Regions from separate parts of the Homo sapiens genome. Here region 2 is linked to region 1. A link is a loop called in an ENCODE intact Hi-C map of the cell type or tissue named here. Cell type or tissue: Caco-2. All regions are shown on one strand.

Region 1 (5,000 bases):
TTGGGTACTAGCTATGTCTCCTTTATTTTTCCTATCTTACCATGTTGATGTGTGTGATACTCACACTTTCCTCATTGAGCCATCTCCCACTCTCTTTTGTTCTTCCTGTTGATTTTAGCCTCTCGGTTTCTTTCTATTTCATTTTCCTTCCCATGTGGTTCAGGCTTTCATGCATCATTAATTAATTAATTCATTCATGTAACCAATATTTAACAAACACATGTGCCTGCACTGTTTAAAGTACAGGGGATGCAAAGATAAATAAAACAGACTGTTCTCACTGAGATTTTGTAAGATGGACTATAAAAGGTAAATAGAGAAAAGTTACAATAATTTGTTATTGCAATAAATTTCAGAAAGGAAATAAAATGGCATGATGTGCTGGAATTAAGAAACGATGAGAACAGGGAAAGGAGTTGCTTTACCTTATATGGTCAGGACCAGTCTTGGGACCAAGGATTTGAAGCAAAAATTTGATTAAGTGAAGAAGTGAGCTCTTGAAGAAGATCAATGTTCCAGGAAAAGAAAGATAAAGCAAAGGGCTTGAGGTAGAAAAGGGTTTAGTTTTTAGAAAAAAACAAGAAAACCTGACTAAAGTGGAGTGACTGCACAGGAGTATGAGTATGCAGTGAGTTTACAGATATTATTAAGACCTTGTAAAACATGAATAAAAGTTCACATTTTATTTTTAATGAAATGAGAAGTCAAACGAGGAGTCAAACCAGGAAGTTCAGATTTTCAATTTCAGCCAATGCAGTAGTCCAGGTGAGAAATGATGATGTCTTGGATCTGGGAAGTGTTAGTGATGACGGACAGAAATAGACAAATACTTGGGTATATTTTGTCAAGTTGATACATCATCTAATGATTCTCTGGGGAATTTCATTCATGTCTCAGTGCTCCTTTATAATTTTTACATCTTCATAATATAGTCCAAGGTTTTACATCACATGCAGATTGATTCAATTTGGATATTCACAGTGTTCTCTGCTTCAGTAACCATTTGTTTTCTGGGAAGAATAAAATTATTTAGGAGTAGAGAAAAATATTCATAACCAGCCAACATTGACAGGTAGAATAAAATGATAGGCCAATGGAAGATTTGATTGTTGAAAAGGAATGAAAAGAATTATAAATGAAAATGGCAATATTTTAAAGAGAAGATAAATCAACATTGTATACAATAATTCATGACCTTCAACATGAGTATAAATAATTTAGCTTGATATAAAAGATAATATTGAAGAAACACATTTTCGCATTGTCTTCTCCCGAAATAAGATAAAAGCCCTAAAATGTAAAATACATTAGTTCATGGCTCCCTAATGCTTATAGTACACCATTTAAAAGTTCAGCACAGTATTCGAGGCCTTCCAAAAATCTATCCTGCTAACCCTTATTTGTTATTATTTCTAACACATAACTCAAGCTTTTTCTACATTTAATTTTTTCATTATTCTCTGACTACTTCATACATTCTTTTGAGAAGTACTCACCTTTACTACTTCCCTACTTAGAATGTTTCCTCTTTTATTCCAACTCTAAAAATACTGCTTCATATACCACAACAGATATCACCATCTCTATGAAAACTACTCTGAGAGTGACATTGACTTCTTTTGCCTCTATAATCCCACAGCACTTGCTATAAATCTGTCTAATTTCTATTTAGGTAAATGTATATCTCTGTTGTATCCACTGACTTGCAAACTGTATAAAAACACATACATCATTTACTTTTTTCTTTGTACAATGACTACACAGAACAGCACATTTTGTGCAATAGGCTCCCAAAAATATGTGGCAAATTGAATTAAAATCTTATTTCACATAACCATAATCTAACCCACAAACCACAACTACTAAATTAATTTATAATCTGGAATGAAAGCAGGAACCATTTTGTTGTACTGTTCTTAGAGTCACTCATCAAGGCAGACTACATTAGTAACTTCATAGAGACTACAGTACAGTTTATATAGCATTCATACATTTCTTTGGTCTCGTAATAGTGGGAAGATCACATCCTTCATAAATGTTCATGACCATAATCATCAGCATCATGTTAGTAACAATAATAGAAGGCATGACAGATGATTTGCTAGCCATTCTCCTTCATTTTCTAAATTAATCCTACAGCACTGGTTTAGCAAGGTAGTTGCTAATTCCATTTTGGAAGGAGAAAATAAAGTTGAGAGGGGTTAAGTGAGTTTCCCAAGATCACTCAGTTAGAGAATAGCAGAGGGGAGATATAATTCCAGCTCTGTCTGATCCCAGAATACTTGCTCTTTCTCTGTATTACACAGACACAGAGAAAACAAAGCATCATCTTAGAAAAGGGCAGGTCTGCACATTAAGTCTCTGTTGCCTGCTCTAAGAAGCAGAGAGGAGGGCCTGCATGCCCTATATACCTATAAACCTGTGATGTTGGGTAGGTATTAAAAAGGTTTGCTGTTGGCCAACCACTAAGGGGCAGTGATACATAACAATCGGCACCTTGTGGCTCTGAGCAGCAAGTCATGGCAGCTATAAGTCCATTGCAGAAAAAAGAATTGAATCCTCTTGGTTTTATTTCTCAGTAGAGAACTGGAGCAGAAACAAAGCAAAACACTTTGTCTCCCCCCAGGATCTAGTTATACCTTTTACTAAGACAAACACATCACATTCAATTCTCCGATCTCATTGCTGATGAGAGAGAAATACATTCAGAGAACCAACTGGAGCATCCAAATATCCCTCACACAAAAATAAGCAGTGGCTTTGTTTACAGATCTCTTTCCTTTCTTTACCACCGTCCTATGCTCATAGAGGCAAGCAAGTTAACTTGTATGAAAACATGTTCTCTTTTTGTTACTGAAGTTTAAGGTTTCAAATGGGCTATAATGTCTGAATGCTTGGACCCTAGCAATTAGGGTACTGGTAGTTAATGTCCTTCCAGCTCTGTCAGCTCCAGCTCCTTTACATAATATCCTCAAATATTGCTTTTATGCTGGACAAGGTTGGATGCATAGAAATTGCTATTATAAAGGTTAGAGGGAAAATCCTTGTACTAGAGTTGACATGCTGTATTGATCCATATGAAATCCAACCATTACTGAGACAGATGGGGGAGCTCTGAGACTCTCAATCCAAAAATTGCATCCGTTATTGCTGATGCTGCTGTACATGCTGACAATAGCTACAGTCTGAAAAGCAGGGTTTACATGCCTGAAATAAATTGTTTTGATTAGAACCTTTAGGAGAGAAAGTCATAAGGTACAGTTTTATTGACTACTTGCCAAACAACACGGACCCATGCACCGTAAGCTTGTTTTGCTCTTGTAAGTCAAGCAACAACTAGGCTTTTATTTTCTAACATTATGGACTTAGAGTATAATATATTGTCATTTACTTTGAATTATTGCACACGTGGCATTTTAGGAAATGGTATTAATTTTCAAGTATTGCTGACTTCTCTTCATATCTTTGCTTGTGTATTTGCTTGTTTCCTTATAGCAGGTATACTTTAATTTTGTGTGATAAAATTAGACTGCTTTGATTGTGTGATAATCCATTAAGTGTTGTGGCCAACAAAGTGAGTTCAGAAAGCTGCTACTGGGCCCTAAGAAACAAATTGTAAGGAGAATAATTATATAACTAACTATATTAATAATGCCTTTTTTGTTCTCTCCTCTGAAGCTTATTTTTTTTTCTGTGCAGAGAGCTTTCTTTTAATCTATTGCTGTTTTTCCAAAACAAAACAATTCAGTGCAATCAACCAAAAAAATTGGACAAATGGTTGTAAAATGCAAAATGAGAAGCCAGCATCCTTGTTGTCTGAAGTTGGACCTGTGTTACTTTATCCCTCACTAAAGCAATTCATCGTGATGTTCTTTTCCCATTGAAATGCATGGAGCTCATTCTTCTTTCTTACATTCTTAGCATGCATATGTGAATTTCAGTGTTGGCTCTTACAGATAGAATAGAGAGTACAGAAAGTTCACTCTAAGTACTACTTATAATGATACAATTCCTGTATCTGTTACACCTACGTGAAAACAAACATCTTGCCTAGAGAGAACGAGGGGTGCATGTTTTCCATACAACCACTTTTATGAATACATAAAATTAAGTGCATGAATAAAAGGAAACTACATGTATTATATAATATATTTTATGATGAGCACTGTATTGCCTGTTTTACGTATATTATATACCAAATTTTGTCTAATTTACTGAAACAAAGAAAAATAATAACTAACAAATATATATAGTGTTGTGCCCATTAAGTGCAAACTTGACTTAATCAGTCTTGTATTTATTAATCCAACTACATCCTAACTTTGTTCAGATTAATTAATCAATTAGTAAAATGCAAGTAGAACATGATGACTGCCCTCTAGGATTTTATAATCCATTCAACAGATATGAATCATTGCATTCCGTTGTTAGCTGGGAAATACTAAATGTCAAATGATTATTAAAGCTATGTACTAAGATATCAACAAAGGCCAGATATTGCTAGCTGAATAGAATAATACTTTTGTCTCATACAACAAATGCCTGTTTAAAAAAAAAAGGGCATGTATTAATTAATGTGGCAGCACCAGTATATACAGCTAACATTTGACCAATAGCATTTCAAGGTTTCATAAATTGTTCTTAATATGTGCTGACACCACCAGATTCTAAAATGGTGAGATCCAGGGTCTCAATTTTTAAAAACTCATTTGAATGACAAGTTGCCTAGCTTTCAGTTTATATGCCATAGGAGAGCTAAAGGTAGAATTAAATTTGCTAGAATCTGAACCTTGGATTTGGGGTTAGCATTGAAGTCTGGACCACAAACTATATTTTTCAATACCCAGTCTGCACTACCAGGCACCCACAGTAATGCTAATTGCAAGGGTCCTGTCATCTTTCTAAAGTGTTGCATGAAGTTTTATCACCATTATCATTACAGGATAAATAAAAAAGATTATTACATGAAACTAGTTAACACTTGTCCATATGTCAGAATG
Region 2 (5,000 bases), 130 kb after region 1:
CCCACCTTAGCACCAACTCATATTCTCCAGCTTCTGTCAATTCATTAAATGCTGATTTAGAATTTTATGGCAACATTTGTCTCAGATGAGAGTTACAGCAAAGCTCATCATTAAACCTTATAATGTTTAGTGCTGCCTATAATTTATGATTCCATTTTAAGATCTAATCCACCACAATAATTTGTCTTAAGACTCTGAAGATACATCATGTAGTTAGCTTTTTCTTGCAACATCATTTATAAAGACAGGATCTGACTGTATGCTTGAGGAATATATTTTATTTAGAGCACAACAATGCATTGATAGATTTGTCATAAATTATCTCAAAAGAAGAAATATCAAAAGGATAGTACACACATAATGATCTACACCATACACAATGGCATCAGGATCATTTGGGAAGGATAACAGATACTCAGGGAAAAGAAAATGAAATTGTTTTCCGACTTGAATTGTATCATTAGATGCTATGCAAAAAGTTATTCATAATCTGGCTCTAATTTACCTTTTGTTTCTAAGCCCAAATTCTGAAACTGATTCTTTCTTATTAACATTATGCCACAGTTCTACTAAGAAACTTACTGTTTCAGCCCTAGACTACAATATTTTCATAACTATCCCCCATTTTTACCTACATCCTGACTACATCCTTTACATTGTTGTTTAAGTAAGTTATTTAAGGGGAAATATGATTGCAAATTCCCAGTGCTGGTTGAAGTATTTCCGTGTTTTCCCATTCCTTATAGAATAAGGCTTCAAGCACTTTAGCAAGACAAAAAAGAACCTTTCCTAATTGGTATTATTATTCTCCTGCAAATCAAAATTTGCCATGCTGTAGAAAGTACTTATTACTCCAGTAATATTCTTCTGTGTCTTACCTCATTATTTTATGTATCTCTTTTTTCCTATGAATATTTATTGTTCAGCTACTCTGCTGAAATTGCTGTGGTCTATATTGGGTAAGAAAAATTGGACCTAGTCTCTGATACTGTGATTCTTACAGTCTGATGGGGAGACAGATATTAATTGAATAATCATATAAATACAAATAAAATCACAACTGTGACAACAGGCATAAAAGAAGGGAACACAGTGCTATTTCTTTTTTTTTTTTTTTTTCCTGAGACGGAGCGTCACTCTGTCATCCAGGCTGGAGTATAGTGGCGTGATCTCAGCTCACTGCAACCTCTGCCCTCTGAGTTCCAGCGATTCTCCTGCCTCAGCCTCTTGAGTAGCTGGGATTACAGGTGCCTGCCACCTCGCCCTGCTAATATTTTGTATATTTAGTAGATACCAGGTTTCACCATCTTGGCCAGGCTGGTCTTGAACTCCTGACCTCGTGATCCACCCGCCTCGGCCTCCCAAAGTGCTGGGATTACAGTCGTGAGCCACTGCACCTGGCGGAACATAGTGGTATTTCTATAGGCCAATTACAAAAGAGTGAGATTAAGTCAGAGAAATCAGGAAAACTTTCTTGAGATAGAATTTTAGAGCAAAGATCTAAAGGATATAGATGCTATCTTTGCAATAAGAGAATGGAAGGCCATTAAAACAGAACCTTACCTACTTCCTTCCAGGCTTTCATTGATTTACCTTTCTTCCTCATCCACTTCTCCCTTTTCACATGATTCAAAATTTACGTCTCCCAGAAAACATTCCTCACTCTTTTCTTCTCAGACTAGTTAACCCCTCTTTCTGTTACCCCCCAAATGGCACATTATTTGCATTGTATTATTTCTCTTTTATGATACTTTCAACATTATTTTCTAATTACTTTTTAATAATTATGATGCTCCAGTTGAGTGAAAGTTTTTTAGGGCCATGTCCTTCAATTTTTATCTGGAGTAGGAAATGTCAAGAATTCAATATATGCTTGTTGAAGAAAGCAAAGAAGGAAAGGAAAGCAAATAAATGGAAATGGAAAGAGACAGCAGGAGAGATGGGCAAAGAAGGAGATGGGAAAGGAGGAGAGGGAAGGAAGAGAGACCTGAAGAGGGAAGAGATAAAGAAAGAAAATACAGAGCAAGTAAAGTGTCCAAATAGACACTTTCATTTTCTACTACAAATTCACCTATTCAGTAAGATCAAGGAAAAATTTCAGCTGGGCACAGTGGCTCATGCCTGTAATACCAACACTTTGGGAGGCCAAGGAGGGTAGATGGCTTGAGGGCAAGAGCTTGAGACTATCCTGGGCAACACAGTGAGACCCTGTCTCTATTAAAAAATAAAATAAAATGGTCAAAAAAAAATATAAGTTTCTTTACAAGGTCGCTTTGATTTTTGCCAGACAAATATGTGTTCTTTCTACTTAAAACTTCAAGTATTTACACTTATTACACTTTGCTTATACTTATTACAATTTGATTATACTTTGCTCTGTTCTGCTTTATGTCTTTTTTTTTTTTTTTTGCATCTACCTAACTAAATGATTTCAAAAATAGGTTCCAGGTATTGTTATTTAATTCAATATTTTTATATTTTATATGTTTATATTTATATGTTTATATTTTTATATTTTATATGTTTAATTCATGAGATAAAATAAAATGAAAGAATGTCTCTTTCACTTTCTTCCTTTACTAATACTTTCTTCCTATATTGGCCTGCTTTATGTTGAAGTCTCTTCAACCCTTTACTGATCTCTAAAACTTTTCTCTGTATGGACAGGAATGAAGTACGAAGTGGAACAACTCTCAATGCAAAGCTTAAGGGTTGCCGGACAAGTTTTAGGGACACATTTATTAGCCAGAGTTTTTAGAAATCAGCACTATTGATGTCACTCTGGGCTGGATCATATTTTGTTGAGATAGGGACTGTCTTAAGGCTTTGTAGGATGTTCAGCAGCATCCCTTGCTTCTGCCCACTAGATGCCAGTAGCAGCCATCCCCCACCACCAGCACTCTTGACAGCCAAAACTGTCTCCAGACTTATTTGCCAAAGGTTCCCCGAGGAGCAAAATCAACCTTGACTGAGAATCACTGCTTTTAACTAACAGAGTCCCATTTCCCCAGATACGTTAAAGAATAAAAAATAAAACAACTCCATGAATTTTCTAGGGGATTTAATGTATGTGGAATGTTTACTAGTCTGGCATAAAGAAGATACTGCTTATTCTTATAATTATTATAGATCTGTTTGTTTCCTATATCTTTCCTAGTGAGGTATGATAACATATTGTCCTTTTAGACCAAATCACCATATTGGCCCAATAATGCAAGTGAATTATTTTTAAAGATTTTAAAATTCATTATTGTTGTCAGCAAGGAGTGGAGGGGATAGAAAGTGTCAAATTGGTTCCCTCAGATTTTATTCTTGTACAAGGATGATTTGAATTATTAGCCTCAAATTATAACTTTATGTGTCTGTCTATTATTTGACACATGTCTACCCATTCACACTAATAGTGAGATTTTAAAGTTGATTTTTAAATGGGTCACGGTTGACTTGATATTTCAACATGTGGGAGAGATTAGAATTATTGGCAAGCTGTATTCCCTCTTCTAGATCAAATGTTGAATAAGGCAAAAAATCCATCCAAGTTCTAATTTTAACTTCGTTCTTAAACTATTTATGGTGCAGAAACTTGTACAAAATTGCTAAAAGTAGTAGTTGGTTCCTTCTGACCACATTTGTATATAAACCCCTCAAAGAACTACTGTTAAGTATCAACTTTTAAAATGAACATTTTGCTTGCAAGGTATCTCTATTAGGAGACTCTTTTCCAATGAAGCTAAGAATTATGTAACTTTCTAATCTAAATCAACGTACCCAATCTTGTTCTACAATGTTTATTTAAAACTTCATAATAATTACTTGAAACAATATGTATCATTTTAATCTTCCTAAAATGTATGTTTCTCAGTTTCTTTGGTTAAAATCTTATATGATTTATATATGATTTATTATAGCCTCTTATTATCTTCCCTCATAAAATTAATGCAAAATTTTCCATTGTTTTAAAACACCACAGTCAGTGTTAACGACATTTGCATTGCTCTTATTAAAATATAAAGGAAACAATTTTCAAAGGATATACCTCCAATTGGAGACAAAAATAAATTAAAGAGATAATAGAAAAATGTTCCTTCAATTACTAATTATGGAATTATTTTTAATACATTAAAATGAAAAAGGTTTTATTTTTATCCCAGAAATTTAACCTTTTAATTTACATGCTAGTATTTTGCTTTCATTTATCTATATATATATAAACATTTTCAGGTTTACATTTATTTCCCTAATTTGATTTTAGACTGTTCATCTATGTAGAATATTAATTAAGATTAAGGGAAATTTGAGAAGAGATATAAATCTTAAGCTGGAAAATATTTGTGATCATTCAGATGTCATTCACTAATTAGTCAATGAAACAACAATGTTTGAAAAAAATTTTTAAATGGGTTCAGATCTATGTGATGGTTATGATTTTAACATTATCTTTGTCTCCTGTTTATAGGTCAATTGTATTTGCCACCTATTATTAAATTAAATATTCTAGAATATTTGACAGACTTTAGAAGTCCTCTACTTTAACCTTCTCTTCTGTCTTTGGTAGCTTTTAAAAGAACATGATACTTTTACAGTATGTGAAGATGCCGAGTGTATATTTCTATTTGCCCAATGTACCTTGCATATACTCCTAATCCCCTATAATTTCTACCACAGGCTTTAGTGTTGTTTCTAGTTGGATGCACAATTCTTCAAATATTAAAAACAAACATCAGAATAGACATCACAAGCTTCTTCAATTGCTTTAAATACACGAATTTGAATAATTCAGCCTGATACTTTCTTATAGAAATATTTAAATTTGTTATTATCCATTCTGTTCCTTCAAAAGGACTGTACCAGAACTGAACACAAAGTTTCAGGCATGGTTAAACATTTGAGACATTGCTGCCCTTGTTGTAAAAATTATAATTATGTTTAAGTAGCCAGCCTGAAGTTTTATTAACTTGGGGAAAAATTCAATTCAGTTAATTCAATAATATTAATAAAGT

The links. Hi-C counts contacts between places; a loop is a spot of excess contacts. Peaks named below come from ENCODE experiments on the same cell type or tissue, not always from the same donor. Only the 100,000 strongest peaks of a DNase experiment are listed, where the experiment ranks them.
Region 2: it touches region 1 in a loop (8-fold over the local background); 6 of 110 quality-filtered maps call a loop at or near these places.

Annotation. Positions count from the first base shown.
Region 1 is chr4:28,222,741-28,227,740 of GRCh38, forward strand. The region is part of intron 2 of LOC105374557 (a long non-coding RNA gene); the gene reads left to right. Among named protein-coding and RNA genes, the nearest start is that of MIR4275, 590 kb to the right of the region's middle. In Caco-2, a CTCF peak has its summit at 2,478; a DNase peak (open chromatin) is centred at 2,471.
Region 2 is chr4:28,355,325-28,360,324 of GRCh38, forward strand. The region is part of intron 2 of LOC105374557 (a long non-coding RNA gene); the gene reads left to right. Among named protein-coding and RNA genes, the nearest start is that of MIR4275, 460 kb to the right of the region's middle. In Caco-2, no CTCF peak of the experiment used is centred here; a DNase peak (open chromatin) is centred at 2,887.